Linked DNA regions of Mus musculus: all the other regions are linked to region 7. Evidence: chromatin loops called from intact Hi-C (ENCODE). Cell type or tissue: left cerebral cortex. All regions are shown on one strand. Region 1 has its middle 100 kb from the start of Gm36251. Region 2 has its middle 3.0 kb from the start of Gm36540. Region 3 has its middle 21 kb from the start of Gm36540. Region 4 overlaps AU023762 (expressed sequence AU023762). Region 5 has its middle 48 kb from the start of Gm36367. Region 6 holds the start of Gm39438 (a long non-coding RNA gene). Region 7 overlaps Gm36686 (a long non-coding RNA gene).

What was found. Hi-C counts contacts between places; a loop is a spot of excess contacts. Peaks named below come from ENCODE experiments on the same cell type or tissue, not always from the same donor. Only the 100,000 strongest peaks of a DNase experiment are listed, where the experiment ranks them.
Region 1: a loop joins it to region 7, with 4 times the contacts of the local background. A loop is called at or near these places in 2 of 42 quality-filtered maps.
Region 2: a loop joins it to region 7, with 3 times the contacts of the local background. A loop is called at or near these places in 2 of 42 quality-filtered maps.
Region 3: it touches region 7 in a loop (3-fold over the local background); 2 of 42 quality-filtered maps call a loop at or near these places.
Region 4: a loop joins it to region 7, with 3 times the contacts of the local background. A loop is called at or near these places in 6 of 42 quality-filtered maps.
Region 5: it touches region 7 in a loop (7-fold over the local background); 2 of 42 quality-filtered maps call a loop at or near these places.
Region 6: it touches region 7 in a loop (4-fold over the local background); 22 of 42 quality-filtered maps call a loop at or near these places.

What each region holds. Positions count from the first base shown.
Region 1 is chr9:113,021,047-113,025,046 of GRCm38, forward strand. No RefSeq gene overlaps it. Among named protein-coding and RNA genes, the nearest start is that of Gm36251, 100 kb to the right of the region's middle. In left cerebral cortex, a CTCF peak has its summit at 2,059 (motif pointing left); no DNase peak of the experiment used is centred here; H3K27ac peaks cover 697 bases.
Region 2 is chr9:113,469,604-113,473,603 of GRCm38, forward strand. No RefSeq gene overlaps it. Among named protein-coding and RNA genes, the nearest start is that of Gm36540, 3.0 kb to the left of the region's middle. In left cerebral cortex, no CTCF peak of the experiment used is centred here; DNase peaks (open chromatin) are centred at 1,784, 2,391 and 2,749; H3K27ac peaks cover 3,552 bases.
Region 3 is chr9:113,487,286-113,491,285 of GRCm38, forward strand. No RefSeq gene overlaps it. Among named protein-coding and RNA genes, the nearest start is that of Gm36540, 21 kb to the left of the region's middle. In left cerebral cortex, a CTCF peak has its summit at 1,999; DNase peaks (open chromatin) are centred at 1,554 and 1,949; H3K27ac peaks cover 3,361 bases.
Region 4 is chr9:113,504,627-113,508,626 of GRCm38, forward strand. All of the region lies in intron 2 of AU023762 (expressed sequence AU023762), which reads right to left. Among named protein-coding and RNA genes, the nearest start is that of Gm36540, 38 kb to the left of the region's middle. In left cerebral cortex, no CTCF peak of the experiment used is centred here; DNase peaks (open chromatin) are centred at 2,462, 3,165 and 3,649; H3K4me3 peaks cover 800 bases; H3K27ac peaks cover 3,063 bases.
Region 5 is chr9:113,245,941-113,249,940 of GRCm38, forward strand. No RefSeq gene overlaps it. Among named protein-coding and RNA genes, the nearest start is that of Gm36367, 48 kb to the right of the region's middle. In left cerebral cortex, no CTCF peak of the experiment used is centred here; DNase peaks (open chromatin) are centred at 2,183, 3,089 and 3,654; H3K27ac peaks cover 3,319 bases.
Region 6 is chr9:113,439,981-113,443,980 of GRCm38, forward strand. Gm39438 (a long non-coding RNA gene) reads left to right here and starts at 3,782. Exons shown (of 3, transcript XR_871308.2): 1 at 3,782-4,000. In left cerebral cortex, a CTCF peak has its summit at 2,284 (motif pointing left); DNase peaks (open chromatin) are centred at 1,140, 2,250 and 3,723; H3K4me3 peaks cover 342 bases; H3K27ac peaks cover 3,508 bases.
Region 7 is chr9:113,628,057-113,632,056 of GRCm38, forward strand. It overlaps Gm36686 (a long non-coding RNA gene), which reads left to right. Exons shown (of 3, transcript XR_379911.3): 3 at 343-705. Among named protein-coding and RNA genes, the nearest start is that of Gm36686, 3.5 kb to the left of the region's middle. In left cerebral cortex, CTCF peaks have their summits at 936 (motif pointing left) and 1,797 (motif pointing left); DNase peaks (open chromatin) are centred at 451, 943, 1,398 and 1,767; H3K27ac peaks cover 3,656 bases.

The DNA.
Region 1 (4,000 bases), 610 kb before region 7:
CTTCATACTCTTTGGCGAAATTGCTGTAATGAGGCAACTTGATATGTAGCCAAACTATTTCTGGAAGTCTCTCTACCATGCTATGTACCAACAAAAGGAAAACATGTGAACCCACATTTTCCTAAGCTCTAGACAGCAAAAGGCATTGCATAGCAACCTGCTAATCTTCTTACCATTGTTTCTATTTTATGTATTCTACAGTTGCCACATTTCTTTAGAATTCACATGCAAGTATGCATGATGAGTTTGCACAAGGTATTATATTATCATTTAATATCATTTTGTTGACTTTTAATGACTGATATTTTCATTTCATTCATATATTTAATCTTTTCATTGGGTCATTTTCAACAAAACTTGATATAGAAAGGGAAATCTTTCACACGCATGCACACACACAAATAAAAATCATCCTTTTAAAAGAAGGCAGATCCTTCTACTGTAGGCATCTAAAGCTCTTCACTGTGCCATTTTTATAGCAACTTGAAAGTCAGTGAAATGGCAGAGGGGACAAATATCCAACTCAGTGCCAGTTCTCATACCTCTGTCTTCCCCTGTGTTCATCTTGTGAACCACATGCAGGACCTATTCAAGTTGCCTTAAATAGGATCCTATGTGCAGTGAAACATCTTACCCAGGCCTACGTGAGCAAAGCCAACATAAACCAGACCAGCCATCTGTCCTGAACTACACAAAGTCAAAGTACAGAAGTAGTCTTTCTCTAGATTAAAAGCATAAAACCAGTTTTTACATCATGTCAGACTGATGTATAGATTTCAGTGTAAGACAGAAGGGTTTGAGGTAGGAAAGAACTCCAGTCATAAAATGCATGACAACCAGAAGGCAGCCAAAGAGAACAGTCTAGAACTTCAGGAAAGAGAGCATCTCTGAGCTGGTCCATACCTAGTGACTCTGCCACACTTCACAGCCGGCATCTCGAGGGCACCTTGCTAGCATCAAGACTGAATGTATCTGGCTCTCTTTCTTGGCAGGACTGCTCACAGCAGGCACAAACCATCATGCACAGGCAGAGCTCAGCACTGGCCAGCTTGCAAAGAGAATTTAGCACTTGTGCTCACAGTCACTACCTTTTGTGGGCAAAGTCAAGAGGAGAAGAATGCCAGCTCAGCTTAGTATTCATCTCGATAGACCTGACTTCCCCATCAACTCTACCATTCTGAATCAATCCAGTTAATCTAAATGATGGTTCTGGGCTCTCTGGTTGCAATTATAGAGGCTGGGAAAGATTCCATGGCAACTGGACATGATATTTGATGAACAATTTTTAATTACTACGAATGCCTTTAATGAGAAAGGGCCTGAAATCCAGCAGAGCAATAATATGCATATTAGCTTTAGGACTGAGCCAGCTGAAAGCAACACACACACACACACACACACACACACACACACACACACGTGCCACAAGCTCAAAGCCAGTTATGGGCTTATCAGAACTGCAAAGCAAGGTCTGATGAACTCTGCTCTCTTGCCTGCAGCTCCTACATACCCAGCTTCTCCCATTATTTCATGGATGTTCTGATAATTACGTTGCCATGGGCATCCCAGAGTCTGGCTATTTGAGCAAAATTGGCCTCTCTGATCAAACTATCAATCTCTTGCTATCCTAAGCTCACAGCCTGAAAGGGGTGATTGTGATTAGTGTTTTTTCTTGGGAGATGAACTCTTCTCTGGCACAGATGCATTTATTTTTTCAGATTATCACATTGATGGATCGGTGGGTGACCAGAAAAATTACAGACTCTCATAGCACTCACAAGTAATACTTAGCTCTTCTTGGCTCTCGTAGTGGAAACTGTCTTAAGGTTTCACAAAGTGAGAGTTTGCCTTTACCAAAAATAAAAATAATAATAATAATATTAATTTAAAAAGACAAAAGCAAAGGTCCTCTTTCAAGACATCTAGAGTTTGTAGAGATGGCTTAACAATAAGCATGTTTGCGATTCTTACAGAGAACCAGGGTTCTGTTAACAGTACACATGCAGTTCACATCACATGTAACTACAGCTCCAGGGAAACTGATGCCCTCTACGGGCCTCTGTGAGCAGTGCACTCATGTGCACATATTCACATCAACACAATTACAGATAATAAATTTTAAAAGAAATCTGCTGCAATATTTGTTTTTTACGTCTATAAGCATGTCTTAGTTCTTGTTTTATTATTTTGATTTTGTTCATTTACATAATGAATTTTACACATTTGTGTTATCATCTCCTTCCTTTCTTCCTGCTTCTACTTCCTCTCTTGCTGGAACCCCTTTTCTCACATTGCTACATTGTCATTTTTAAAACAATACATTCCATCGAACATATAGAGTTGCATAATCATTTCAGCCATCAGGATAGAGTATTTTAAAGCTCATAGTAAAATAAAAATTTCCCCTAAATGTCCACTTGAAGCCATAACCTCTCTGCACCCTAGTCCCTGCCAACTAAACCACTGTCCTATTTTTCTGTGATGGCTTTGTCTTTTCCATTTATTGTTTAATAAATAATATAACACATAACTTTCTGAGCACAAATTTTTAGTTTACTATAATGTGCATAGGGTTCATGTATGCTGTTTAAATTTAAATTTAAAAGAATACTGTTTAAAATTGTTATATAATATTCTGTTGGATAGATTTGCAGTAGGTTGTTTGGTTATCCATCCACCAAGGAAATGAGTTACCTTCAGTTTGTAAGGTTACCAAGCATACTGTTATAGGTATTCATTTATCCAGTGAAAAATTCATGACATTTTTGCACAAATGCAAGTTTTATTCCTATATGCCAAAGAAATAAAATGTGCTGTGCAGTGACTATATTTATTTCTTTATAAAATTATGAACTAAATTTTCATTGTGGCTGTCCCAGTTTGCATTCCCATCAGAAATGTCTGGCATGTCCAGGCACTCTCTATCTTGAACACAAGGTTGTTGCTTTGGGTTTATTTCATGGCTTTTGCTATTTCTGTTTTTTGTTTATTTGTTTGTTTGTTTTTGTTTGCTTTTCCTTTTGAATACGTGTGCATGCTCTTTCATTAGATCTTTAACTTCCAGAAACTCTTAGGACTTTAACTGACTGGAGATAGGGTTTCCTGCCATGGGTATTTTTTATGTTTCTTTTCTCTTTGCTACTGTGTCAGTGAGAAAGTTTGCTGACATTTCCCCTCAGTTTTGTACTTTAGTATAGAGTATAGGGGTTTGCTATGCTGTATGTCCTACATTAGACAGCAGACTCAAGCATTCTTTTCCCTCCCATACTTTTCATTTCTACTCTATTACCAACCCATATCATGGATTTCACAGATCAAATATTGCATTTCTTGATGCTAGGACTAGAAACTTTTGTGTATCCAAATATTACTTTTTTCCCTAAAAGTTCTATACTATTAGGGTATACATTTAGTCAATGATCCATTTTGACTAAGTTATTGTCTAAAATGCTAGATATAATTCAATATATATTATTTATACAAGTTTGGTGAGTCATATCTATGTCCTTCAATATCTAAACTTGATATTTTACAGCCTAGCAGTCCATGAAGTGATGAATGGATAAAGGAACTATATCATGCATTCACAATGGAATATCCTCCAACCATGAGGAAGAACAAAGCTATGTTGACCTAGAGAAAGAGTGAATGTAGGGATCACCCAGTTAAAAATTACAAACCACTGTAAGGAAAACTGATACATGTTTCCTCTCATATGTGGAATCTAGATTTTCACAGACAGACAAGCAGACATGAAGGAAGGAGGTTTAAAGGGAAAAAGAACAGGAAACAAGCTGGGACAATGGAGGAAGAAAAGAAAAATATCAAATGCTTTCTCTTCTATAAGGTATCTAGATTCAAACAGACTGAGAGGACAGGATATGTCAGGGTGAGCAGGATACCAACAGGATAGAGAGGGAAAAGCACAAAGAGTCATAATGCACAGGCATGTGCGTGCCATAAGGAAGCCTGCCATTATGTATACTTACTAAAAATAACT
Region 2 (4,000 bases), 160 kb before region 7:
CAGTAAGTAAGAGGCAGATCAGCCTTAAAATGGTTTCCAGAGGACATTGTTGGAAGAAATCTGATGCCAAAGATCTCTTTTAGGGAACCTTGAAGTTGTTATGAGTATGTCTGCCCTTAATGTAAATAGAGTTAAAATAATGATGGGCTGATGGCACAACTGGATTAAGCATCAATTCTTTAAGAAAAGGCTACCTTAAGAAACCTCAGATTCAGAGACTATGATGGACAGCAAAGGAATCACACATAAAATACTTAAAAATTATTTTACTCATTTTAATCTATTTGTATTTTATTTACCCAAATAAATAAAAATAATGGAGTCCAATAACTTGAGACACATAGTTCAAATCATGTGACATGAAATGAACCAAGCACAGAATACATCTAGTGCATGTTCTGCCTCACCCAAGAAAGTTGGGAAACAGTAAAATATTCACAGAAGAGATGAAAGTATTCATTATTAGAGACTTGGAAGGCATAAGAAAGGAGAGAGAAAACAGAAAAAGGTTAGACTGAATATCAAGATTTTACTACATGGAGAAATAGTTGTAGTGTTTACAATATTGTTGAATAATATTCATCTATAGCAGTTTATGACCTATGTCTAAGTAAGTAGATAACAAGCAACTCCAGTTCCCAAACACACAGAAGTAATAATTATTAGAGGAAATGGAAATGCTAATTGCTAGGGCTGGAGAAATGGCTCAGCAGCTGCTGCTCTCGCAAAAGACCTGGATTTGGTTCCCAACAACATAGCAGCTCACAACCATCCAGTTGCAGAGGATCCCAGGCCTTGTTTGGCCTCCATAGGCACCAGGCAGACACATCGTACACACAAACCTACAAGTAGAAAAAGAAAGAGTCATTAATGTTTCATATTTGTATTCACACATCAAATAATTATGGTGTACCAAATAAACATGTTCAGATATCAGTAACCCATTTTTAAAACATCTTGAAGAGAAGTAGGATTCCGGATTCTTAGCAGGATCAGGAGGTGGAGACTGTTCAGTTATCTTTCACTGCAGAGCCAGGGAGTAGAATGAGGGACAGCTTACACAGAAGAAGATGAAGCATTCCTAATAATAGATTATATGTAACCTGGCAACGTGTTTATAGAGGGGTCTTCAAAAAAAAAAAAAAAAGAATGAGTTTCGGGGAGAGAAAACGAAAGAAATGGAATGTGTTCTGCTCCCAAATGCCCTTCATGTGAATTTCCAGTGCAGGTGCATGAGGCAGCAAGACGAAGAAAAGAAGGTGCAGTGCAGACAGGGACATGACAAAGTCTCAGAACGTTTATCATAGAGAATCCAAAGAGTGAGAAAGCAAAGTGAAAATTATAAACTAAGATAGAGGATTGATGGATGACAGACAGAAGTCAGACAGTGACTCATTACTTATTAGTTTGTTTTCCTGTCACTATGATAAAGTGCCATGGCCAAAATAGCTTAAGGAAGAATGGGTTTATGTAGGCTTACAGTTGGATGATAGACATCTATGGATGATAGATAGAAGAAGTCAGACAGTGACTCATTACTTATTAGGGTTTTTTCCCTGTCTCTATGATAAAATACCATGGCCAAAACAGGTTAAGGAAGGATGAGTTTATATAGGCTTATAGTTCCAGGGGGCTGGAGCCCGTCATGGAGAGTAAGGTATTGGTAACAGAAGTAGGAGGCAGAGAGTAAGAACAGGAAGTGGAGCAAGGCTATATAAATCCTCAAAGCCCACCCCAAGTGACTTCCTCCAGCAAAACTCCTCCTCCTAAAGGATCCATAACATCCCCCAAACAGTGTCACCAGCTGGAAACCAAGAGCCTATGGGGACATTTCTCATTCAAACCTCCACAGACAGACAGATAGATGAGAAGGAGGCAGATAAGCTATAGATAGGAAATTTGCCTTCAAAACATTGAATAACTCACTCATTTCCTTCCTAACTGACCTTAGAATCATATAATTATTTCCAAGGGTAATTTCTAAATGCTTAATCCAATTTGTCCAATTATGGACTATGTGCCTGTGATGAGTAAGCTATCACCAAGTAACCTGATAGGAACCTTTATTTGAAATTTAATTTCCAGTTTCAAGTGAAATAGAATGGGGCATGACTTGTTACAGGTTTCAGGGTGATGTGAAGAATGCTTTTAGAGAGTTTTATCATTGATGAACCTACAGACTTAGCATCAAAATTAAAATGAGACTGATTCTTTCTACATAAGTATGTCAGCCTGTTTTTTTTTTCAACTATTTTTATTCTTATTTTTTTTAAACTCTAGATCTGGTTTCTTTCTCTTAAAAACTTAAGTGCAAGCTGGCGAAGCCCGGATACGCCTACATAAGCTTCCCTTGGAATGTGCGAAAGGATCGAGCAGATTGTGAAATAACCTTGGGTGTGCCAAACACGTGAGGCTGTTTGCTTCTCCCTTCCATACAACTCCCAAGACTTTGCTCAAAACAGAATTTCACTGGGGGAAGGGGAGATGACAAATGAGAACTTCAGGATAGTAAGTCCTCATCTACTTACTAACATTGAATAATTCTGATGCTTTCTGTCAACTAGAATAGAAAAGTTTCAATGTCTTCGTAGTGTGATTTAAAAAAAAAAATTCTTGGTTAAGAAGAGAAGTCTATTCATGTGCATTAGAAGCATTATGATCATAAAAGGATATCTTTATGATCACAAAAGGATACCCAGATAGTCCTGTAAGGCCAAGGCTGTGTTCATATCAGCTGATTCTGAGTCTCCCCTCAGAGAGTTACAGTAGAGACTGGCTGTCTGGACCAGCATCTTCTTCTGCTTATCTTCTTACTGCATCTCTGCCCCTCTAGAACAGGAGATGTCCCTACAAAGCCATTCCTACCAGGAGCTGCATCCTACTAGATCCCCAGTCATCCTTTCAGAGAATCCCCTTGCTAGAAGGACACCTGGACCATGTGTCCTATGGCCCCCACACTAAGGACAACTTCCTCTTGAAAACTACAACTACTGGCAGATCAACTATGGTAATGACATCAGGGACTGTTTAAGAACATGTCTGTGATGCCAATGCTTGGGAAGTGGAAACAGGTAGATTAGAAGGTCAAGGTCACCCTCAGCTATACAGATAGTTTGAGGTTGGCCTGAGCTAAAAGACAGCCCATCACAAAGAAAAGAAGAAGAAAACAGGGTGGTGGGGCTAGATAGAGAGGGTGCTCTAGCACTTGCAGAGCAGTCATGAGGTCTAGAGTTCAGATCCCAGCATTCACAAAATAATCTGGGCATCCCTGAGCACACCTATAACACCTGTCTCAGGTAGGTGGAAACTGGAGGATTACTGGGGTTCGCTATGGTGGTTTGAATGAGAATGGCCTTATTGGCTCAAATATTTAAGTGTTTAGCTCCGCGTTGGTGAAATATTTAGGAAGGACTAGGAGGTGTGACCTTGGAGTACGATTTGAAGTTTTAACAATCCACACCAGACCTCCCCTCCCCCTCTCCTTCTCTCTCTCTCTCTCTCTCTCTCTCTCTCTCTCTCTCTCTCTCTCTCTCTCTCTCTTTCTCTCTCTCTCTCTCTCTTCCTTCTACTTGCATTTGTAAGCACTCAGCTACTGTTCCAGGGTCATGCCTGACTGCCAACACCCTCCCCACCATGATGATCACAGACTAACCCTCTGAAACCTCTGTCTATTATATGCTGTTTTAAACTCTTTCTTTTATAAGTTGTCTTGGTCATGGTGTTTCAGCACAGCAATAGAACAGCAGCTAAGACACAGACTGTCTGAGAAAACAACTCCAGGTTCGTGGAGAGACCCCCACCTGGAAGGAATAGGTGGGAGCAGTCGAGGACACCCAGTGCTCTCTTCTGATCGCCACATGTGCCTCTCAAGATTGTTAAGATTTTTAAAGGGCTATAAAGGTGAAATATTTACTGAATTGAATAAGCTTTTTAGGATACACACACACACACAACATTAAGAGTAGAGTAGACATATAATCTATCTATCTGTGGATGGATA
Region 3 (4,000 bases), 140 kb before region 7:
AAAGCCAGTAAGGGAAATCAAAGGTGATGTGCTGTGGTGATCACAAGACACAATGCTGGTTACCATGAAGAAGAGCTTCCAGGGCTGAGCTTCTGAAGGGGTGTGTGTGTGTGTGTGTGTCTGTGTGTGTGTCTGTCTGTCTGTGTGTGTGTGTGTGTGTGTGTGTGTGTCTGTGTGCATGTCTGTGTGCATGTCTGAGTGTGTGCCTGTGTGTATGTCGGTGAGTGTCTGTGTGTGTGTGTTTGTGAGTCTGTGTGAAGGTATGTGTGAAGGTGTGTGAAAGTATGTATGCAAATGTGTGTGCAAGTGTCTGTGTACAATATTTGCACCACAGATCTTCACATCTCACATCCAGAGTCTGTCTACTCACCAGTCACTCAAAATGAATCCCCTCCTAGCCATTTTCTGGAAAGCGAGATTGGCAACTGTTCCTTTACCCAGATAGCTTATAGTACAGACAACCTAAGGGCAGACGTTACCATAAGGCCTGAGTAAAGTCTTTCTGGAAGTTCTGGGAGGTTTATAATTCAGAGAAGACAAGTGGAGTTCGGTTTTGGACACTGGCTGTCTAAGGGGTGTTGAAAAGAGAGTCCCAGGGGTCCCTTGCTGGCAGGGTCTGGGTCCTGGGCTGGATCCTCATTCACACTGTGCTCAGAGCTGACATATCGTATCAGGAAAAAGTAGTCAGGCAGCTTCCATTCCAGCTCCATCAAGCCTCTGTCGTCCTTCACACTCAGAGGGTCTTATTCAGGGTCAACATGAATAGAGAATGATGTCGACTCCAGTTGGGTCTGAAATGATGAGGATCTGGTGCACAAGACAAGGTAAGATTACAGCCTTTCCTGAGGTCCTGTGACCGCAGGCCACTCTCCCCTCGGTCATACATGAGGATGCATGTGTACTAAATCATGAGGCTGGAAGTACAGCACCACACCTGTACACGTGTCATGTGTTCCCCTAGCACAGAGGCTGGTGTGAAGCAGGAGCCCTCAGCCCACCGTGGATGGAAGCAGTGATCGCTCTTGTTCTCCAGCTTCATTAGGGCTCTCACACCCTCTCGGCAAGACACTGATGTAGGGGAAAGCAGTGATCTCTGCTAAGCCCACTTTTCCTCAGTGGAAAGCTTGTTTGGGGGACCAGAGAAACTTGGTCATTGTGATATGAAGTTGGAGAAGGAGCACAGATCTCCGACGCCAGCCAGCCTGTGGGGGCTTTTCTCTTCCCCTTTATCCAACCATCTCACAGCCAGCTGCAGGATGGGGGTGTGGCTTTCTCAAGGTGGAGCCCAGAAAGCCTAAGGTGCTCAACCACCTGCTCCCTCCCTCCCTCCTTTTCTCTCTGTGCTGGACCAGAAGCCATCAGCCAGACTCTACCTCCACTCTTCAAAGTTTGACCAAACTTTGCCATTTCTACATTTTCGCAATTTTCTATAATAAGCCTGCACTGGTTTTATAATGGGGAAAAAACCCACTCTACACTGCTCAAAATAAACTCGTTTCCTAAGGTGACAAGAAGACTCTCCACCCTCACTGTGCATGGCTGCAATTCCAGGGAGTTTATTTTGGCACCGAAAACGCCCACTCCAGAGTCCATATGGCCTGAGCATAAGTAAGTTGTAGTCTACTTTTTAAAGGACCACGCACAGACTCACTCTGCACTTCAAATAGGAAGACGAATTTATCAAGATCCCTTTTTTATTTTTTTGGAGAGGGGAAGTGAGAAAAGAAAGTCCAAAAGATCTACAAAAGTAGAGCTTTCTCCTGTATGTTATCCCTAGAGAACATGTGTGTGCATGTGTGCATACATGTGTGTATGCATGTATGCATGACACCAAGGACCAACCAAAGCAAGTCTCCACTTTCTGATGATGCCTATGTAGGAATCAATTGGACCAGCTTGGGGATGTGACCCACAGCTCTCCAGAGAGGGTGGCAGGTATTAGACCTGGGATCTGCAGGGTGATGGTAATCTTTGTCTGCAATGCTGAATCTCAAAGGAAGGAAACAGGGGGCCAGCAATATCGCTGGGGGTCGCTGTTGGAGAGCTCAGCTATTCACAAAGAGCTGGATGCCACATGCAGATTAAAATCCATCATAAAGCAAAAACACTGAAATTTCATTTCTGAAAATTCACAACTCCTTTTTCTTGTTCAATTTGAAACAAGGTCTCACACTTCAGCTCAGGCTGTCCTGGAACTCACTAAGTTCCCATGGCTTCAAACTGATGACAATCCTCCTGCCTCAGCCTTCTGAGCCTGAGGATTATAGATACCACAGGTCGCCATGCTTTTCTCGCTGTCGTCTTTCTAAAGCAGCACCAAACCTCTGTGAGTAATCAGAACTTCCTTCCACCTATCATGTAAACTTTAGGATTTGGGTTCTTTGTTGTTGATAAATTACATAGAAAAAGAACCTGGCTCTTGCAGCCTACTCCCACCCCCACCCACCCACCACCACCACCCCCCACCCCCACTCCCACCCCCACATGGCCAAGGCTTCATATCGGCCTGTGTGTTTCCTGTTGCGCCAGATGTGAAGTTGGGGTCACCAGCCACTGCCACTAAAATGACTCTCTTCCTTCCCACTCCCTGGCAGCTTAGCTTTGCCCTCAGCCTAGCCTTTGAGACAACACCAAGCATTTCAAATCAGCTCATTCCCCCACGCAGCTTACACTGAGTCTCATGGTTCATTGCCTAAACTCTGGTCACGTGCTCATTTCTCACCTCTCAAAACAGGGTCTCACACCCACTTGCTGCTTTTCCACCATACCACCAGCACCTTGAGGAAAAGAAGAGTGCAGGTAGAAGATGACCACCTTCAGAATAAACAAAAATGAAATAGCTCCTGCCTAGTCTTACCCTTATTTTTTATTTAAGCCTGTACAAAGAATATGTGGATAGAAACACATGCACGAGACCCATAACTGGGTGGACACACATGCATGGGACCCATCCACAGTGTAACTAGCACACTGTTCATATGTTTTGTTGGAAGCGTTGGATAATAATAAAGAACAAATTTGGTGCAGGTTGGTGGTAGCTGTTAGTGGTGGTGTTGCATATGTGGTATATATGCACATGTATCCACATGTGTGTGTAACTGTTTTCACATGTAGAGAACACAGAAAAGCATCGACTCTCCTGCTCCACCACTCCCCACCTTTTTCCCTTGAGATAGGATCTCTCACTGGACCTGGAGCTAGAATGATGGCCAACAAGGTCCATCAGCCCTCCTGCCCCCTACAGTGCTGGGATTACAAGCACAAATGTAGACATACCCTTCTCTTTACACAAACTCAGGTTCATGCTTATACACTGCCTTTGTTAGAGTTTCCACCAATGTGAAGAGACACCATGGCCACAGCAACCCTTATAGAGGCAGACATTTAATTGGAGCTGGCTTACAGTTCAGAGGTTTAGTCCATTATCATCATGGCAGATAACATGTAACAAGCAGGCAAACATGGTATTGGAGAGTTAGCTGAGGGTTCTGATGGTACCTCCTAGGAGTGACACTCCCTATGGACCTATGAGGGCCATTTTACTCAAACCCACATATACTCGGTGCTCTTAACTACTGAGTCATCTTTCCCGTCTCTAGGTATTTATTAAGCCACTGCAATTTCTAAGGTGAAGTAGTTTCATCCTTATAGGAGAAGCAGTGGTGGCCACCTCTATGTAAACACCAGGGCTGCACAGCTGCAAAGGCATCTCCTGCAGGGGCGGTGGGGGGGGGGGGGGGACGGGACTCACCGAGCACTGCCTGAGAGACCAAGGGTTGTTGATGCAGACAGTGCTAGCCAATCGGGAACTACTATTTAGAAGAGATCCTTTCTTGGGACCAATGGGGCACGGGTGGAGCAGAAAGAGTTGGGCAACAAGTAGTCCAGTGCACAGGTAGCACATCCCTAAGGCTTGAAATGTGCCAATGGCACAGACAACAGTAACCGAGGAAAATTCAAGGTATGTGTTCTGGGTAGGAATTTCCAAAGGTCACTGTGG
Region 4 (4,000 bases), 120 kb before region 7:
GTGATAAATCCCATGACCAAATGCATCTTGGCAGGGTAAGAGGTTTATTGCAGCTTATACTTCCAAGTTTCAGTACGTCGTCAAGGGAAGTCAGGACCGGAACACAAGCAGGAAATGAAACAGAAACTATGGCGGAATGCTGTCTCCTGCTTTGCTCACTGGCTTATGTTCAGCTAGCTTTTTTTATACATCCTGACAATGCCTGCCTAGGGATGGTGCCACCCACAGTGGTCTGGGCCCTCCTGTATCAATTTGCCATCAAGACAATCCTTTACAGATGTGGCCACAAGCCAATCTGATAAAAGCAATTCTTCAGCTGAAGTTCCCGGGTGACTCTAACTTGTATCAGGTTGACCATAAAAGTCAACCAGAATAGTGTGACAGGTTGTTCTCAGACACACATGCTCACTTGTCCTCAAAAAGTAGAATAGGGTAAAGGAGTCAATTTAACCTTTATAAACACTGAGAGCTCCTGGGCTCATCCCTTGTCCTCCTTGCTCACCATACTTATAGAAGTCTCCTCCATCCCTAGACAGCAGGCCCTTGAAAACTGAATGGTATAGAAGAAGGTACCAGTAATTCAACAGCCAAATGAGAACAATAAACAGTGACGGTATAACTGGTCCAGTAGATGACCCTCACGCTGGTGAAAAGAACCTGACAAGCGAGCTCTCTTTGGGGAAGGACAAGGAGAAACCTTTATTGGCTCTTGGTGGGGACTTTGAAGGATTCATTCTGATACCTGCTAAGCTTGGCAATGGCAGACCTTGGATAGGAATGGAAGATCAATGCCAAAGGATGGCAGGTGATTCACCAGCACTGAGGAGAAAGAGCTAGAGCAAGGGTTAAGACCACAAATGTGACAGGCCAGCACACAGAAAACCCAACCCGCAAAGAAGAGTCTGAGTGGAAACCTGTCAGGCACCACAAGAAGGAGAAAATGTCTCTATTAAGTCTGGTGGGCAAGACCAAACATGGCACTGAAGCACAGCCACTGAGTTCCTTGAGAGTGCTGAGAAATACACCCCTAGATGCTACAGCATGCAAGCCTCCAGGTTCCCCTGAAGAACCTCTAAGGAGGCCATCGTGGGCTGGAGTTATAACCTGGTAGAGTGCCCCAAGGTCCATCCCGACTACCGCGTAGACTTGGCATGATGGCACAAACCTGTAACCCCAGCACTCAAGAGCCGGAAGGGGGAAGATCCGAAGTTCAAGGTCATCCTTGACGACCCTGAAGGTTCAAGGCCAAATTAGAATACATGAGATCCTATCTCTATATAAAAGATGCTACCAGTGGCCAAGAGCAGGTCACCCAGGGTCTGTAGTCACCCCAGGACTTCTGACGGATGTCTGAAAGGCATCCCATACTTTAATGAAGCACTGAGAGTTGGAGGTCTCACTTTGTTATCTAATTTCTCTGAATTACCATCTCTTCACCCTGAAGGCGGAGAGCAGATCTATTTCACCATGTTATTGCAAGAATTCTAATTCCAGGGAGAATCTGAGGGGTAAAATTTGTGCAGATTTTTGGAGATCATTGGATCTCGAATATTTTTCTGCCCATCAGACACATACCGCAATGGTAGTTTCTGCTTCTCGTTTCTCTTAATGTGAGAACTGTAGAAATTGAGCCTTTTCTATTAACATACTGATGCTAGTGATTTATCAAATTAGCACAGAGGTTAATGGCATAAACAGGTTTTGGTTTCAACTCCTAGAACATCATTCAATTAGGTATTTGACCTTGGGGGAAAAAAACCCTTAATCTCTCCCCCCTTACTTTTCTCTTCTGCAAAATCAACTTAATGATAGTTTCTGTGTTTTGAAGAGTTAATGAGTTAAACATCACACAGCAATTTGCATAACACCAGGTACATTGGTAAGGGCTGATTTATAAACGTTCAATGTTATTCCCTACGCTTTGCCGTTAGTCTGCCTTTTTATTATTTCAACTCCTAGCAGTACCACAAAGAGATAAAGCACAGAATAGCAATGAAGAAAGATGAGGCAGGACCACTGGCCCTGTAGCTGAGCTACAAACCCTTACTTTGTTGTGAGGACAACAGGAGCTACTGGGGGTTTCTTGGCCTACACTAGTCTCAAATTAATGGGCAGACAGACGCCCCCAGAGTGGTGGCCCCCAACCACAGCACCTCCTCACCTAAGACTTCTGTTTGCTGCACATCTCGGCAAGTAGAGGACATTCCAAAGTCCTGGCCCAGGCCCTGGCCTGAGGGCTGCCCACCTGCATCTGGGCACTCTACAACTATCTAAGACGTTATTCGTTTGTTTCCGGGCTAGAATCTCGTGTTCCCCCAGCAGACTGCAGAATCTACAAAAACGGAAGATGATGTCCTAGACATGACTATGCCCAGCACCTGCAGTAGATCCTGACACACACCAACTGGTGACGCATGCGTGTTGAATAAGTAAATGTCCATTTCTATGAACAGTGAGCCCTGGTGCCTACTGGGAAATGTATAATTTACAGGAAACTTTATGCGTCCTGAGCACGCTATTATCCCATTACTAAAAATGAATGCTTGTAGAACCAAGGGGCTTTAATCACGTGACTGAAGACATATCTGCATTTGAAAGAAAACCACACAGAAACCTGTGTCTGCCAGGTGCTCTGGGAAAGGCCTGAGTTCCTATCCTAGATGAGCAAAGCCCTGGTCTGGCCCCATGGCCCAACAAACATAGTGAAGGAGAAACCATGCTGAGCCCTGGTCTCAGAAAGGACCTCAGCGGCTTTGAAACCTCGGGCTTGTTTCTTCTCTCTGTGACTTCCATTCATCCTCCAAGAACTAGGGCACGGAAATAAACTAAGGTCCCTGCCCACACTCAGAAGCAATTTGGCAATTCCAAGCCTCCTAAAGCCCCACTTCTCGATGTTCCGTAGAAAAGCCCCACACTCTGCACCAAGACCCTCTAGCTTCTCACCCCAGGCCCACTGCCAACCATGACGCAGAGGTCCCCTGTGCGCACAGCCACCCCACACTCAATTAAACTTCTTGCAGTTCCAGCACCGGCACCTTGCGATGTACATATCTGGTTGTCTGGCTCGTGTTTCCTCTGCGCAGCCCTAAATAGCGCTTGAAAAGAAAAGCAAACTCAACGACAAAGTTTTCTCTCTCTCCCGCGCAGGCAGGCTGCCGCCCCATCTTTCGGCTGACCCAGAATCTCTAGTTTTGCTGATTTCTTACTGTAACTGCCTCCTCATTTACCACACAGTGGAGATCTGATCCCTTCCTACTGAGACAAGTAGTTTTTGCCTGCTCCTTCGGGCTTTTAGTATTCTTCCAAATTATTCTGATTGATATAGACCTCCATCCATGCTAATTATGCATAGCTTCTCTTATAAAGTGTGGTTTCCATGGTGACGGCGAGGGGAGAACAGGTGTGCGGGAAAGCTGCGCTATATTAAATGACAGTTACCCTCTGCCTCTCCTATGCAGATTGCTTTTCTCTACATTTATTTATAGCAGGCAGTAATTAATCTGTGTGAATCTCATTGCTGGAGGGCGGGGGAGGGGAGAGGGACACAGAATGATTAACAAGAGTCCTAATTATCCACGTACCTGTGAGTCTGAGAATTCTGTTAGCACAGGATAATTCCAAAGTAGAGGAGTCAAATTTACCCTTGCACAGAGATGCCACTGTGTGACAAGCAAGGCTTTGCCTATGAAAGGAGACAATCTTCCAGCTGCCGAGCCTCTGTGTAGACATCTGGGCTGCAGAAGGTTCCAAAGTGGACACTGGGACCCTCTTCAATGACCCACCAAAGTATAAAATTAGATCAGGCCAGAGTCCCAGACTCCAGGGACTGTCCAATTGTACATATCACAGCGGAAATTCCACTCTTAAGCAGAGGAGGAAGGCAGGAAAGCGTTGCTGGTGGCTGGTCTCCTGTGGGGTCCAGAATGCTGCTAAACTGAGCCCAGGAAAGAGCTCAAGACAACAGACCAGGCCCAGCCCCAAGGATAACACTGAGTCTCTA
Region 5 (4,000 bases), 380 kb before region 7:
ATGGATTCAAATATGGAGACAGTTACAATCTGCAACAAATTTAATTGAAAAACTTTAACAGTACAAGAAAGAGTTGACAGTTCCTAGTAATAGACTTCAACAAGTCAAGAGTACACATTACTAGTCTCTAGAGGAAACAGAGAAATTATATGTAATGTATATGAAAAAGAAAGAATCAAATCAATTATTACAACATAAGGAGAAAGTTACATACAGTTTTCTCTCTGTATGTGTATACATGTGCAAATGTGTGTGTGTGCAAGTGTATATGTGTGTGCAAATGTATATGCATGTGAAAATGCATGTGTGTGCATGTATGTGTGTATGTGTGTGCATGTGTGCATATGTGTGTTCCTGTGTGTGCATGTGTGTATGTGTGTGTGCGCATGTGTATGTCTGTGCATGTGTGCATATGTGTGTGCATATGTGTGTGTGTTTGTATGTGCATGTGTGTGCATGTGTGTGTGTACATGTGTGTGCATCTATTTGTGCATGTGCATGTGTGCGCATGTATGTGCGCATATGTGTGTGCATGTGTGCATATGTGTGTGCATGTGTGTGTGCATCTGTATGTGCATATGTGTGTGCATGTGGAGGGGCACTGCATATGTGCATTCACACACACAGGAAAGGATTCTGGTGAGGTTTCTGTTGATCTCAGTTTTTCCTCTGATAACAATATCAGTAGACAAGTGTGTGATACCCCTAAAGCCCTGAGATAAAGGAGGTGTGATGCAGTAATTACACATTCTGCCAAGTCGTTTTTTAAAGATGACTTGAACTAGGAATGATTCTGAAATATGCAAGGACTCAGGAAGTCCCACATCTACTAGCCCTTGAAGAAAATCGTTATTAGGGTTATATTATATAATATTATATTATATAGTATATGTGTGTGTGATAAATCAAAATGAAGAAATGAAATTGAAATTCCAAGCTGAAATACTGATGATAGGTTTAAAAATGGAAACTGACAAGTACAGAAATCAATATTATAAAACCGCTTTGAAACATCAGATAACTAAAAACGTTAGAAATATTGGGGGCTGCAGAGCATGCATTTGATTTTGTTTTTACCTTTTATTGTACAGATTTCCAAAACTACATCCCAAAGTCAGATTACACAGCTGAAACATCATTTGAAATGTATATAAAAAAGAATCTTTTGACACTAATGTATTTCATTGGGTATACCTAACATCACACGAGATAGACAATTGAAATGAATTTACATTGAATTTTTCAAAGCAATTCTTTAAAACCTATATCTAGATACATCATTAGGTACCTACTAGTAAATAATGGAGAGCTGTTAGCATTGGAGAGAGGGTTTGAAAGGTGTTAATCAAAGCCTATTGTTGCCTCTGGTTTTTGTTGTATTTCTAGAAAATAAAATTTGGCTCAATTTGTATCTCTGGTTGATAAATGTTTTCTGAAAAGCAAGTAACATTTAAAAAATAATAATAAAAGTTGACCTGGTTGTATTGGCCCACATCATTAATTCCCTGCACTCTTGAGGCAGAGACAAGCAGATCTGTGAGTTTGAGGCCAGCTGGATTTGCATAGGTCCAGCCAGGGCTACATAGTCAGATCCTCTTTAAATAATAATTTAAAGAGACATTTTATGAAAGAGACTAAAACAAGCAAAAGCTGTTTGCGTAAGGAAGGCTAACATAAGGCAGCGTGCTTGTCAACAGGAGAAAACCAAGCCACAAGAGAACACAGGAGAGAGGCAGGCACCCAGAGCTCACCATGGAACAGAAATAAAGCTACGGAAGGGAAAGGTGTGCTCTAGTGTTTTCCAAGCACAAAAAAATTGAAACAACCTATAAATACCAATTTGCTAAAGATGGCAAGGTGATCTGTCCTCTAGAGGAAGAGGGACAAAAGTGACTCTAGTACATGGGCCTGACACCCTTCAGGTAAGTAGCCAGGAGGCAAAATACACTGCATTTGCACTTAGAGTGAGTTCTAACATTGGAATCAGGAGCAGGACATTCGAGAGACAGGATGTGGCACAGTAAAAAAAAATCTGTGAATAGGAAGCTGCCATATCATTTCTCTTCCAAAACCATCCGCCTTGGCTTTTGTCTCAGACCCCTTGAATAGTTTGTGCTGCTCTGTGGGGGTTTCAGTCACGTGGTTGCCTCAAATCCACGTGACAAACAGCACTTTGGTCCACCGTCTGTGGGAGTGCAAACTGAGGGCTCTGCAGAACTATATGGCAGTTTCTAAGGAAGTTGAAATACACCCACACTTACATCCCAGAAATTCCATTCCAGCCCATGTCCCCAAGAGACCTGAGTATGCCTAAGTTCACAGAATCTTGTATAAGCGTACTCATGGTAGCTTTATTCATAATTACCAAAGACTAAGGAACAAAATCAAGTTTCACCAACCAGGGAACACCATACCTATTCGCTGGAATGCTACTTAACCATTTAAAGGGGTGAGCCATGAAGCCATGGTGTAGCATGGAGAGCCCTCACAAGTATCCTTTGAGCAAAAGGAGCCAGACCCTAAAGAAAAGCGCACAGTATTTAATTTCGTGTATATGAAATTCTGGAGTAGCCCAGTGAGTCTATAGATATAAATGTCACAACAGAGCTCATCTTGGAGATCACTCTTGACAGGAAAGGAACATGAAAGAATTGTAGTACTGTTTTCAGGTACTCAGGTACGACTATGTGCAAAAGTGAGATTTATAACTGAACACTGAATTCTATTTGATTAAGTTATATACCATGAACACAGTGCTGGACCCCTTCTGTCAAAGGAGCACACTGCCTGCTTCCCTCTGCACTTCTGGAGCTGCCTGGGTACCTGCTCTATCCTGCACTTAGGATTCTGTATCCCTGGGTGAGACCGGAGAGCTGTGTGGATTCAATCCATAGAAAGAACAGGGCAGCCGACCTCATTTCATTCCTTGGGTGGAGTGGAATCTATACTGTTCCTTAAAACAGCGCAAATGTAAACGAGGTGTAAACTGCCTTCACATCTCATTTATGGAACAGATGAGCCGTGAAATGCATTTCACAGGCACAAGTGCTGCAGGGGTATGCTTAGCAAGCGAGCACAGTCTCACAGTGCGGAGTTGAACATTTGTTCCTCTTCCCTCGGGATCCAGGATTATTTCTGCGTATGACGGCTGGCCGGGTGGGGGGGGAGGGGGGCAGGGTATGAGTGTGGGAGGAAGAAGGGAGCTACTTCTCCAGTCCTTAGGATTTCTTCCTTTTACCGTGTGATCAACTCCTACACATCTGTCAGAGTCCAACATAGCTGTCACCTCCCTGTATAGCACTCTTGTTCCCTGATCCTGTTCCTCTCTACACAGACACAGCATGTGGCTTTTTTCCTGTCTTGATTTATCATGGTGGTTCTGTAGGCTCCCTGTAGCCCAATGTTTGATTTCAGTAGTTGCTCAATTAATCTCGTGTCCAGTATGTACATGTGTATATCTGTGTGGTGTATGTACACATGTGTGTGCAGTATACACACCCATGTATATTCGTGTAGAAGCTAGAGAAGAATATCAAGTGTCTTCCTGTAACCGATGTTATTTTTTGAGACAAGGTCTTTCACAGAACTGGATGCTTGCTGTTTGAGCTAGTCTGGTTGGCCACTGAGCTCCTGGAATCTTCCTGTCATTGCCCCACAGCACTTGGGTTACAGACACGTGTGGCTCTCCTAGGCTTTCACATGGGTGCTAAGAACATAATCTTAGATCCTCCTGTTTTCACAGCAAGTACATCAAGCCATCATCTCTCCAGCTCCTTAGATTATGGCATGTAGGGATGCCTCCCTCCATAGAGGCTAACTCTTCTGTAAACAGTTCCCCAAACACAAAATCATCACATACTTGAGTCAGAGAACATGGATGCATCAAGCTAGTCCTGACCTGTAACTTTGATCCCTACTGGCTAGTTATCATAGTACTGGAAGGTTGTTGTGCATGCTGAAAAAGGAGGGAAACCGTCATCAATCTTACCCAGTTGTGAAT
Region 6 (4,000 bases), 190 kb before region 7:
CTCCAACAAATTCCTTAGTTTCCACATTAATTGTACTATAAGCTGTCTGGGAGCCAGGACACCACCAGACCAGACCACTCCTGGCTTTTGTGCTGGGTGGTGGGCAGACAGCCCCAGATATCCTCAGAACATCCACAGTCTCCGTCTTCTAGGCGAACCCTCTCCAGTGCTACCTAGCTCCATCCTTTACAGGAACACTTCCATCACTATCCAAAGACAGCCGGCCAGACAGGGTGTTTCCTGCATACGAAATGATCCAGTGATTTAGCGCAGAGTGTTTTATGGTATTAATAAAATTGAGTGTTATGGGAAATGCCTTTTAAGCAGACCAGGTCTGAGGCCAAGGTTCTAGAAAGCTTTTAGTTAAAATGCAAATCCACTGAAGATTGTGAGCTGTGCCAGGGTTGGGGCCATATGCAGCTGAAGTCAGGAGTCTCAGCCTCATTCCCCTAGTTTACGTGTCTCCGTGGTGCATTTCGCCCACAGAGCTAGGCAAAGTCCAAAGGCATGGGCATAGAGGTTAGAGGCAGTTGGTGTGAGAAATTAAATAGAGCCAGTGCTTGCCAGGCATTGAACCCCATGCAAGAAAAACCCAAAGCATGTGAGGAAACTCGTGTGTGTGTATGTATGTGTTTATGTGTGTATTTGTGTATGTGTGTGTATTGTGGTGCATGTGTGTATATATGTATGTGTTCTGCATGTGTGTGTGCGTGCATCTATGTGCAGGTCAGAGGTTGACGACAGTTGTCTTCCTCAACTGTTCCCCATTTTGTTTTTGCACCGGGTCTCTTGCTGAATGTGGAGCTCATTGATTTGGTTAGTCTAGCTACCCAGCTCACCTGAGAGATCCATGTCCCTGCCTGGAATTCCAAGCAGACCACCATACTGGCTTTTTATGTGGACACTACAGGCCAGAATTCTGGTCCTCCTGTTTGTGAGACCAGTGCTCTATCTGCTTTATCTTCCCAGTCCCTGAAACTTTTTTTATAGTGAGTTTGAAACTCGAGACATCTGTGACTGCCTGGGTGACTTGAGTCACTCTCTCCTGTGCAGAGATGATGGTGCTTGCCTTGGACAGCAGCCAGAGAGCACAGCTGGGAGGAGGGAGGTGGATGCTGGGATATGTGTGGACAAGCTGCACACAGGTGAGATTGTTTGCTGCTCTTTTGAGGCAGGGTCTCCTGTATGTAAGGCTGTCTTTGAACTCACTATGTCACTAAGGATGGCTTTGAACTTCCGATCTTCCCACCTCCATCTCTCAAGTGCTGGCATTACAGGTATGCACCCCCACAGTGCTTGGGAAGGACCCCCAGGGGCATAATGCAAGCCACCTCCAGCACTCTCAGGGTTTTCTTTCCACACTAAGCTGTACTGTAACAATAGTGACCACAGCAGCAGCAAAAATCCACAGGCGCTCCCCTCACTGAGCACCTTAGAGTGTGCCCTTAATTAGAAGATGCTGTCTGGCTTAACAAAGTTCCTAAGAGTTAGAGATGAGGCTACAGAAGTTCAAGTCAGGAAATAGAAATCATAGCGACAGCTTTGACAGGCAAAATTCATCCTAATTTATCATTGTTATCATGATATAAAATCGTTAACAAGGTGCCTGAGGGAGCAGCTGGGGGAGGCAGCTCTCAGCCTGAAATGACCAACCTTCCTTATTTGTGGAGATGTGCTGAATTTCAGAACACCTGAATGTCGGTATTAGAAACTCAAAAAGTCCCAGGAAAACCAAGACTAGCCTAGTCACCCAGTGCATCCCTAAAATTATGGAAATACTAAAAAAAAAAAAAAAAAAAAAAAACAAAAAAAAAAAAAAAAAACGCTTGAATTAATAAATCTCAGAAGTGTAAAGATGAGGGGCTGAAGAGATGGCTCTGTGGTTAGAAGCACACGCGACTCTTCCAGGGGACCTGGGAACAGTTCCTAGCATGCATGTCAGAAAGCTCCCAAATGCTCATAACCTCAGCCCTAGGGGATCTGACTCCCTCTCTGACCTCCGCAGGCATCCTCGTGTGGCCTCTATTCTCACAGACAAACGCGCGTATACATAAATAAAACTTTCGTTTTAAGTCTGAAGAAGAACTCCTCAGAACAGGATCTAGATAATGAAGGCGGCAGCTGACTGGGTGGTGATACCTCCAAGTAAACTCGTCCCAGCGAGGTGGGCCGTGAGAGTGCTGCTGCAAAAATCCTAACCCGTGCGTGGACCCATCAGGCACTGAAGAGGGAGCTGCGGGTCGGAGCATCTGAAACGCCTTCTTATTGCGCCCCCTACTGGCAGGCGTCACAAGGAACCAGCTGACAGAATACATCAACCCCAGCATCTCTGGGCAGAAGAATGCAAGAACCGGAGCTTGGGGCTGGGGCACAATGCAGTTTAATAACTGGAATATGGGGAAAGAAATGTATGGAGGAAGATGTTATTTGTGATATAGGATTTATTCTGAGGACTTATTCAGAAATTATTTCTAAGGCTGGAGAAAGATAGCTTAGTCAGGATCTGAGTTAGGTCCAGAGAACCCACCTGAAAACACCTGAAAAGCCATACTTGAGACTGTCCTCTGATTCCCACATGCATGTGTACACACGTGCACGCAAACATATGCATGCACACCCATACATGCACAAAGGACAGTCTTCCTAGGCTCCTGAGTCTGGTCTATCTAGACATTCAAGAAGAAGGTAATTCCTGCAGAATGCTGTTCACTGACCTTGATCGTTCCCCTCGCTGGCTGGGATCCTCCCACCACAGACCCACCTAAGGCTCTGATGGCCACATTGGCTGCCTATGGCCCTTCGGTCATGTCTCCTGGCCTTCTCCTGGGAACCATGGCCCCTGCTTTGCAAACTTCTAGACAGCTGAACTGAAAGGAGCATTAGGCGGCTTTAAACATTGATATGGCTCATTATTCTTTCATGAGGTACTGCAAATCTAACCTCACAAGGCCAGAGGCACGCACACGGGGGCCCAGGGGGGGTCATCACAGCACTCTGCCCTAACCTCGGAGATTTTATCCTGTAAAAGGATACAGAAAGGGCTCTGCAAACATCTCACACCACTACAAGTACTCAGACCATAGTCATGGTGATGAGTGAGGGGCTCACCGTGTCCCCCTCACCCAACACCCCACTATCCTCATCTTTGCCACTGAGTCAGCCATAGGAGAAGAGATTAAGATCCATAGCTAGGATTCCAGTCTCTGTCTCATACCCTGTGACAGAGAGTCTCTCTCCAGGGCTTTTGTGCTATATTTTCCCAAGTAGGATATGGTTTGGCCATATTTTCTCCTCCTCTTGGCCCTATCTTTCCAATCTTCCCTCTTCCTGTCTTTTCTTCTTACCTCTATTCATCCCTGACAGTCCATCTTCTGGGCTCAGCCTCTCCCAGTCTGTTAAGTTTCCTCTCTTTTCATTTTTGCTACAGCTCTGCCTATTCACATGTACGGTGTGTGCACACGTGTGTATCCCGATGACCTCCTGTCTTCTCTGGCTTCCGGATCCCCCTTGGTCACCACCTCCAGCTCTAATCTCACAGGGTTGACAAAAAATAACAAGCTTATCCCTAGGGAGAGGTAAGATTCTGGTTTTGTCTCCTTTTTGGTATTGCTTATTCTAAAAAGAGGCAGCCAAGCAAGACAAGGGTGGGTTCAACTCGGGACACAGATAATGAGTCCCAACTGCATGCTAAACGATGAGCCATAGATGCCCGGTTCAGTCTGGAGCATTTGTTTAGGATGCCAAACCATGTGCTCATCTCTAGGGCCTCGGAGAAAACTGGATAGGGTCAATCCTAAACCCAGGAGTGCCACACAGCCTGTGTCTGGCGAGAAGGAAGAGCTCTGAGAGATGCAGGATGAAGGCCATCCGACCCCGCTGTCGTGGAGGCAGTGCTGTGACTGGTGTGTGGGTGTGGACCAAAGCACCCCGTCTGAAGGTGCACTGAGGGTAACCATGTGGTGATGGACAGCAGATTGCTGTGAACCGGAGCACACAGGCT
Region 7 (4,000 bases):
CCCCAACACTGAGGAGGCAGAGGGACAAGGGACTTAGAAATTCAAGGTTACCTTCAGCTATACAGCATGTTGAGGTCAGCCTGGGCTACTCGAAACCTTTCTCAATAAAACAAAATAACGTTGAAAATTTAAAAGGTAGAAGGAAAATAAGAGGAAGGAAAAGGAAAGAGTTTAAGAGAGAAGGAAGAGAAAGGAAGGGAGGGAGGGAAACAGGGAGGGAAGAAGGAGGGAGGGAGGGAGGGAGGGAGGGAGGGAGGGAGGGAGGGAGGGAGGGAGGGAGGGAGGGGAGAGAGAGCAGCACTGATTAGATTTGTGCTTCATATGAGTCCCCTGTGTCTTCAGTCCTCAGCACAGAGCCTGGCTCGTGTCTGCTTGTCTTGGCTTTGCTAAAATGAGCACAGTGGATCTCTGAGAGCCTCCAACAAGACACAGCGAAGACATGTTCTCACACCCATCCTACAATCCACAACCCTACTGCCGTTAAGCCTGCAGACGTCTACAGCAATGGCAATCTCACCAAGCCTCAATTTCCGTTAAAGACAGATAGTCACTTGAAAAAATCAGTGTCTAAACTTGAATGCTGAAATCTCTAAAACCAGTGTCTCCACCTATCTGTCATGACCCCAGGTTATTTCAGACAGCACTGCCTTCAAATAGGCTGAAATTCATTCTGGTTTTTGGTTTGTTTGTTTTTTTTAAGTGGGTTCCCAAATAAATTTTCAAACTCTTATCTCCACAGACCAAATAGGCCTGCTTAAACCAAGCACCATATGATAAAGAGACAGGATTTGGGGCTGGAAAGATAACTTAGCAATTCAGAGCACTGACTACTCTTCTAGAGGATCCGAGTTTGATTCCTAACACCCATGTGATAGCCCACATCCATCTATAACTCCAGTTCCAGGGGAATCTGAGGCCCTCTTCTGGCCTCCAAGGGAACTGCACACACAGAGTGCACAGGCACTTACCAGCAGAAGGCCCACATACATAAAATAAAAATAAGTCTTTTAAAATAGAGAGACCAGGTTTAACAAGATGACCCCACAATTCAGGGGGGTAATGGAGCCTTCCTTTGCCTTTTGTTCCAAGCCAAATTCCTCCAGTCCACAGATGGTCTCTAGCCTCTCTAACATGGCTGTCACTGGGTGCCCAAGGGAAATGAAGAACGGAGAGAACCAAAGAAAACCTGAATACTCTTTCCCAGTCTGGTCAGCCAACTATGTGGATGTGGACGGACTATACACCAACAACTCTCGCTCCAGTCTTTCAGGCCAAAGGCAGCAAAAGTCAGCATCTAAGAGCTGTGCAGGTGCATGCCAAGGGCCCACGGTGCATGGTGAGAAAGGATGTTCCCATTCGTGCAGCCTGCCTGTGACTGACGAGTGCTGCAAACTGTCCGGCTGTTGCCTCCCCTGACCTCCGGGAGCAGAACCAAGCGGACGGGGGTGAGGATGGGGGACTTTTTACCCACACCTCATTCTCTGCAGCTTCACCATTTCCAGCTGCTGACGCCCCATCCCTGTGGGGGACAGCATGTGCTTAACATAGCTAGAGGCCAAAAAAGCAAAAAGAAAAGAAGAAGCAATGACAAATGCCCAACTCTCTCATTCCACAAGACAGCCTTCTGGACTTGCCCGTCCCCGTTGCTTTCACGTCACCCCAGCAATCTCCTTTCATGGCTCAGCTGCCCCCCTCCCCAGCCCATGTGGCTTTATCATTTTGTCTTACCCCCTAGACCAACTGCCTAGCAAACTTTTTTCCGACATCCTTCTGCTGCCATCTAGTGTGCACACACTGTCACAACGACTGAGTCCCGGAGCTTCTAAGGTACCCGTTGCCCTGGAAATAAATGCAAGGGGTGGGTTTGTCTCTGTCCATCCTTGCAGGGAAATGTCTATTTCTGGGGACACGCTAGCGTGGTGCATTTTGCTGTGTCCCTGATGCCCCCTCCCCATATAGCCTGCAGCCCTTCCTTTCAGAAGGGCCCCTCTGTAGCAGTTCCTGGATTTTCGGGTACATTCTGATCACAAGAAGATCTTGTTAAAATGCATATTCTATAGCATATTCTCTATAGTAGGATTCTTGCCTGCCCTAGGTGAGGGACAAGGTTTGATTCCCCAACACAAGAGAGAAAGGAAGGTAGGAAGGCAGAGAGAGAGAGGGGGGGAGGAAGGAAGGAAGGAAGGAAGGAAGGAAGGAAGGAAGGAAGGACTAAAAAAATAAAAAAAATAAATAAACCAATTCAGGCAGTGGTCCATGCTTACCCCATCCCACATGAAAACAGAGACAGGCAGATCCCTGAACTCGGTGAGCATCCACCCTAGCCTGCTTGGCAAGTTCTCAGCCAGCAAGAAACCATGTCTCAAAATTGCAAGGTGAATGGAACCTGAGGCACAACAGCTGAGGTCGTCCTGTGACCTCCACATGCACACACACACATACACCCTCAGAGATACGTGCACACACACACACACACACACACACACACACACACACACACACACACACACACACAAATAATAGATTAATTAAAATGCAGATTCTGATGCAGCAGTCAGGGTTGCCAGGCTCTGCGTCTATAATAAACAAACTGAGAGCCACTTTGAACAAAGAGCTAAAGATGGCCGCTGAGGACACAGGAACCTTAGCTCAGACTCTCAACAGCACAGGGGTCTGCATTCTCCATGGGACAAACACAGCGTAGCCTGCTGGACCCAGCAAGCCCTAACACCAGCAGTTTAAGAACAGTTTGAGCTTGGAGGTTGACATCTGACTGCTTCTTGCTGTGCAGCCTTGAGGGGGACACTGACCCTGTCAGAACCTCTTTTTGCCTCAGTAAAATGTAGGAAACCGTATGACCCAGTAGAAAGGATGCGCAGGACAGCCCTGTGTAGCACGGAGCCTTCACCTTTGAGCCAAAGGAAAGCACTAAAGCCCTTATTGCTCTGCTCTTGACTGTGGATTCAGTCTATAAGACGGTGGATATTAAAAGAGAGGGGTGCTTCTGAGCCCAAAGAGCAGACTCCTTCGCAAAACAGGTCAGGAAGTGGAGAGAAGCGGGGACAGGGGCGGGGGCATTCTGCCCCTCTGCTTTCGACTGCATGTTGACTGCTAGTCAGCCAGCCTGGGAGACGTTTGCTCCCTCGGGTGGCACCTCTTCCGGGACAGGTGGGTAATGGTCAATCCTACCCAGTTCCCAAGGTGATGTCCCATTTGCTGGCAGTGTAAGGAACTGGAAGGATAGAAATTATTTCAAATCCATTCTGTTTTGACTACTGTTATTAAAGTGCCCATCTCAACAGTATAAATAGTGTCTGAAGTCTTAGAGTCACCCATGATCCTCTGGGCTCCAAAGGGTTTGGGTAGCCCCATCGCTCTGGCTCTGCCATCAGCAGCATGTGAAGGCTATCACCCAGGCTCCACACCTGCCACTGTCCTTCGTGGTCTTCCCACCAGTCTTGCATCTCCAGTATGCTGGGGTCTCCATGGAAACAGCTTCACCCACAGCCTCATGGCCCCTCTACTGGAACTCCATCCCTGCCACATCGGGCTAAGTCTTGGCTGTTATCCATAACTCCTTCCTGCCTTCAAAGTCAGTACCATGTTGGAGACTCTTATGTATTACCAAGTTTGACTACCAACCTGAGAGGCAGCCTTGGCCACCTCCCTAGACCATGGCCTTCTGAGTGGTGACCCTGACTGAATAAATTCCAGATTTCATTTCAGTGATGCTGGTCTCTCTGTGATTGCAGCTGATTTCTCAGTCCAAGCTGACCAAAAGTTACAGATTGTTCATTCAAAGCATCACATGAATGGCCCCCCTAGGTCTTTAAGGGGCTCTGAGACATCGCTCTGATACTTCCCACGCCAGGCCTCCAGCCTTTTCACTGCTCCCTGCATTGTCTTCCAAGCTCCTACTGCAGCACAGTCTGTAAAAGCTTTCACTTTCTTCCAACCACATAGTCCAAAATCTAAAATCTATGAGGTCGGGTCCATCACA